Regions from separate parts of the Mus musculus genome. Here region 1 is linked to region 2. Evidence: chromatin loops called from intact Hi-C (ENCODE). Cell type or tissue: heart. All regions are shown on one strand.

Evidence for each region. A loop is a pair of places that touch in the nucleus more often than their neighbours do. Peaks named below come from ENCODE experiments on the same cell type or tissue, not always from the same donor. Only the 100,000 strongest peaks of a DNase experiment are listed, where the experiment ranks them.
Region 1: a loop joins it to region 2, with 2.2 times the contacts of the local background. A loop is called at or near these places in 2 of 42 quality-filtered maps.

The regions. Positions count from the first base shown.
Region 1 is chr7:102,332,834-102,335,333 of GRCm38, forward strand. All of the region lies in intron 1 of Stim1 (stromal interaction molecule 1), which reads left to right. Among named protein-coding and RNA genes, the nearest start is that of Stim1, 66 kb to the left of the region's middle. In heart, no CTCF peak of the experiment used is centred here; a DNase peak (open chromatin) is centred at 1,028; H3K27ac peaks cover 446 bases.
Region 2 is chr7:102,416,323-102,418,822 of GRCm38, forward strand. All of the region lies in intron 6 of Stim1 (stromal interaction molecule 1), which reads left to right. Among named protein-coding and RNA genes, the nearest start is that of Rrm1, 24 kb to the right of the region's middle. In heart, a CTCF peak has its summit at 1,326 (motif pointing left); a DNase peak (open chromatin) is centred at 1,289.

The DNA of each region.
Region 1 (2,500 bases), 83 kb before region 2:
AAATATTCTTGGATATGTGTGTGGTCTTCCAGTTGAGCATAGTTGACTTAACAAGGGCTACACTCATAGACAAAACTGTTTCTCCCTTTCCTAGTTGCTAGCAATTGCCAGTGGGTCCATAAATAGTAGGATTGTCCAACTTCCATCTGCATGCTGGGATTTGGTATGGCTTGGACTTGCACAAGTTTTGTGTATGTATTCACAACTGTTGTGAGTTCATATGAGCAGCTGCCCTGCTGTGTCCAGAATACAGTTTCCAGTTGTCAACTGCTGCCTCTGGCTCTCACACTCTTTACTCTTCTTCAGCAATGACTCCCTAAGCCTTTGTAGGAGGGGGTACAGTACACATATTCCATTGAAGGTTGACCATTCTGAGGTCTCTTATTCTCTTACCAATCCTTGGCTAGTTATGGGTCTCTGTGTTAATCAGCATCTATTGCCTCTCAGATGAGTGTTGAGGGATGCATTGATCTATGAGTATAATGTGTGTTCTTGAGGATTGAACTGTGTTTAGTAGGCCTTCATATTAACCATTTTTACCCCTGCTTTTTTCTTTGTCAAAATAGGGACAATAATACTGATACCATAGGCTGAGAAAATTAAATGAGATAATATATATGTTGCAGAATATTTGATCACACTGTGTTATTTACTGAAAAAACAAAACAAAACAAAACAAAAACCCTGTTTCTAATTGTGGTGTAGCTCAGCCTTAACACACCTTTAATCCTTCTGTCTGGAATTCAGACGTGCCCTTTGTACACACCTAAGAACAAACCTAATCCCAAAAAACAAAGATAAAGTTAGCTTGTAGAAGAAAGCACCCATGTTTGTAAGTGATGTCTAATTGAGTGGCAGAAAAAGTGAGAACGATTTGACAGAATAAGACAGGATAGGATCTGCCCAACTCCCAGGAGAAGAGAGAGGAAAGGGAAGCTACTTGAAGGCCAGGGCAGAGGGAGAAGGAAAGGGAAGGAAGCAGTTTTACCGGGGCAGTTGTGCAGAGACAGGATGCAGAGAGAACACGCCAGACACGGGTGAAGACAGAACAAGCCAGAGAATGAGAAGTCAGAAGATTAGAACAGACTGTCAAAGTTAATATGAGGCCAAGCAGACCAATTAAGTCAGAGGCTGAGAGAGAATCCAGATTCAGTCAGTCAGCCTTAAGAGGCGTTTGAGTCAGAACAGCTGAGTTGAATCAGCCAACTAGAGCTCAGAAAGAACTAGAAAGGGTGAGTGTATTCTCTGAGACTAAAAATATTCTAGGCCTAGATAAGATTGTACAGAGGTTCAAAGCTTCCAGGACTAGGCCTAGGTTAGTAGACAGAGACAGTAAACCTTGGAGACAACAATTACAGGAGAATAAAAGTTAAGTTTACAGACACAGTGACTGATGTGTGGTTGACAGAAAACTTTTGGGAGATCTATTTATCTCACTCCTTTTGCAAGGAGGACCTGGATCTGAAAGGCTAATTAATGATTTGAGGAAAGAAGAAAGAGAACAGCAAACTTTGAATCAAAAGTCAGGTCCTACATTGGGTCAACCTGTAGGCACATGCAAGATGCAGTGGGAATAAAACTGAAGAGGTAAAAGTTTGGACTATATTTAAAATATGTGTCTTTGGGCAAGGGTTTTCCTTCCTTCCTTCCTTCTTTCTTTCTTTCTTTCTTTCTTTCTTTCTTTCTTTCTTTCTTTCTCTTTTTTTTAAAGTTTATTTATTTATTTTGTGTATATGGGTACACTGTAGCAGAACAGATGGTTGTGAGCCTTCATGTGGTTGTTGGGAATTGAATTTTTAGGACTTCTGCTCTCTCCAGTCGGCCTCGCTCACTCAGGCCCAAAGATTTATTTATTATTATACATAAGTACACTGTAGCTGTCTTCAGATGCACCAGAAGAGGGCGTCAGATCTCATTACGGGTGGGTGTGAGCCACCATGTGGTTGCAGGGATTTGAACTCAGGACCTTCGGAAGAGCAGTCAGTGCTCTTAACCGCTGAGCCATCTTGCCAGCCCCCTCGTCTTTTTTTTTTTTTTTTTTTTTTTTTTTTTTGAGACTGGGTTTCTCTGTGTAGCCCTGGCTGTTCTGGAACTCTGTAGACCAGGCTGACTTCATACTCAAGAGATCTGCCTGCCTCTGCCCCGAGTGCTGGGATTAAAGGCGTGTGCCACCACCACATAGCTTGGTTAAGCATTTCTTTTTTCTTTTCTTTTTTCCTTTTTAAAAGATGAAGTCTCAAGGCTGATGATGTATCTTATCAGTATAATATTTGCCTAGCATGCCTGTTGGCTTGGGTTCAAATTCCCAATACTGTAAAAAAAAAAAAAAAAAAAAAAAAAAAAGACAAACATTGGTTATGGTGGCACATACCTTTGATCCTACGACAGGAAAGTGAGTGTGGAAAGACCAAGAGTTAGAAGACATAAAGTCCTATCTCAAAAAAAAAATCAAAATCAAAAGTAATAAAACAGAAATAAATTTTAGATAAACATAGTGACC
Region 2 (2,500 bases):
AGGTCTGCCTGGAAGGTACTTTAGCCAGTAAAGGTGCAGCCAAACTGATAGGCTAAGTTTAGTTCCAGAACCCACATGTTGGAAGAAGAGGGCTGCTGAGCCATTTCTCCAACCCTGAGCTCTGAGTTTTGACACTCTCCAGCAGCAGCAGCAGCAGCTTCAACAGATTCATTTCTATGAGCTTTTAGAGAGCAAGAGCAGTTTGATTTCTAAGCTGATTCATGGTTACTTTGCTTTTGTGCCCTTTGCCAACTAGGGGCTAACTGCTGCTGTCTAAACAATTCCCATACTTCATTTATCTGAAAAACATGCACTGTTTTCATTCCAAAGACAAAAGAATCTAAGCAAGAGGCATTCCAAGTTTGGGGATAAAACTTAAGCTTCCAGCCCTCCCTGCTCTCCTAATCCTCCTGAGCTTAATGACCCCTGTAGCACCAAGCAACAGACAGACCCCCCACCCCCCAGGACTTGTGCATACACACACAAGCCCTTCTCTGACAGAGTACAGAGGCCACATGCCACTTTGTCCCTCATATCTCTAGAAATGCACAGCAAGATACTGTTATCATGAAGTTTTGGTGTGAGTTAATGTAACAGTGCATATACATTACAACTAGGATTTCACTGGTTTCAAAATAATTCTTTGAGTCAAGCAAGATTTGTTTCCGGGCTGGTGAGATGGCTCAGTGGGTAAGAGCACCCGACTGCTCTTCCAAAGGTCCAGAGTTCAAATCCCAGCAACCACATGGTGGCTCACAACCATCTGTAACAAGATCTGATGTCCTCTTCTGGAGTGTCTGAAGACAGCTGCAGTGTACTTACATATAATAAATAAATAAATCTTTAAAAAAAAAAAAAAAAAAAGAAATGACTCTTAAAAAAAAAAAAAAAAAAAAAAGAATTTTGTTTCCTTCTTGCTATGAAGAAGCAGGTGAAATGTCCCTAGTCACACAAGTGTTGGAGCCACAGTCATGAGATTTCAGTCGGGCTGCTTAATTTTCTTCCTTATTGATTGGTTGCTTTGAGCAGGACAGTGCTTAATTGTACATTTATTTACTCATTTCTCCACATAATATTATATATTGATCTCTGTCTTTACTACATAGTAGGTCCACTTTTCTGTAATAGAAGGGTGTGGTAATACTGGCTTTTTCAGGAGAGACTGTATTGAAAGCAACAGCATTTCAGTGAAGAATTGACTCTCTGGTGGTACAGCTTCTTGCAGTTGGGTCATGGGACAGTAGACATCAGCAAGACTGGAGATGGGGGAAATGGCACCTCTGATGTTTTTGTTAGCTGTGCATGTATCGCCATCTGGCGTCCATTCTAAGGAAAAGCAACTCCTTCTCCAAGGGCACAGTAGGTAGAAAATTGTTTGTGTTGCAGCACTGCTGGTAGCCCACTGTTTATTCTTACCAGCGCCGTGGCCACAGACAAGTCTGATGTGCCTTTTAGTCATCCATTTTCTCTGTTGATTTTTAGCCAAGGGTGACTGAATTCATCTTCCTGCCTCTACCTTCTGAGTGTTGGGTTTATTCATCACCAGATATTCATCGCCTGATATTTTCTTTTTAACTAAATAGACAGTATCCCCAAGGGGGCTTTTAATTCTATTGTCTATATTTTCTCTTTCTTTTTACTACTTTTGGTGATGATAGTGATGTCTCACTGGCTAGCCTGGATCTTGGATATAGACCAGGTTCGTCTTGAACTTCATTGATCTTCATGTCTCTACCTCTTAAGTGACTACAAGCACATGCCACCACATCTGGCCTTTCTCTACCTCAATTCTAAACACTATCTCTCTTTTCTTTTCCTTTCTTTCTTTCTTTTAAATGGTGTTTCATTGTATAGCCCTAGCTGGTCTGGAACTCACAGAGATTTACCTACCTCTACTCCAGAATGCTGGAATTAAAGGTGTACGCCACCATGCCCAGCTTTTTTCTTTTAAAAATATTTTATTACATACATTTATCTCTCTCTCTCTCTGTGTGTGCACGTGCTGGAGGAAGTGAATATAAACCATGGTGTGGGTATACAGGTCAGAAGATAACATACCAGAGTCTGTTCTCTCATTCTACCATATGCGGCCTTGATATCATTCAGTTATGCTTGGTAGCAAATACCTTTACCACTGAGCTACCTTACTGGCCTCTTCCTTCCTTCTTCCTTTTCTTTTTCCTTTCACATCCCCCTTCCATCCTCGTCTCTGACTTTCCACCCTCTCCTTTCTCACCTTCCCCTCATTTGGACCAAACCCAGTACCTCACTCAGGCTAATCCAGCATTCTAAATCTCTTCTCCTTTCCATTATCCCCATGTCCTAGTTCCTGATAACTTGATGGTTCCTATTAACTTAAGAAGACCAGGCAAGGGCTGGTGAGATGACTCAGGGGTTAAGAGCACTGACTGCTCTTCCAAAGGTCCTGAGTTCAAATCCCAGCAACCACATGGTGGCTCACAAACATCTGTAACAAAAATCTGATGCCCTCTTCTGGTGT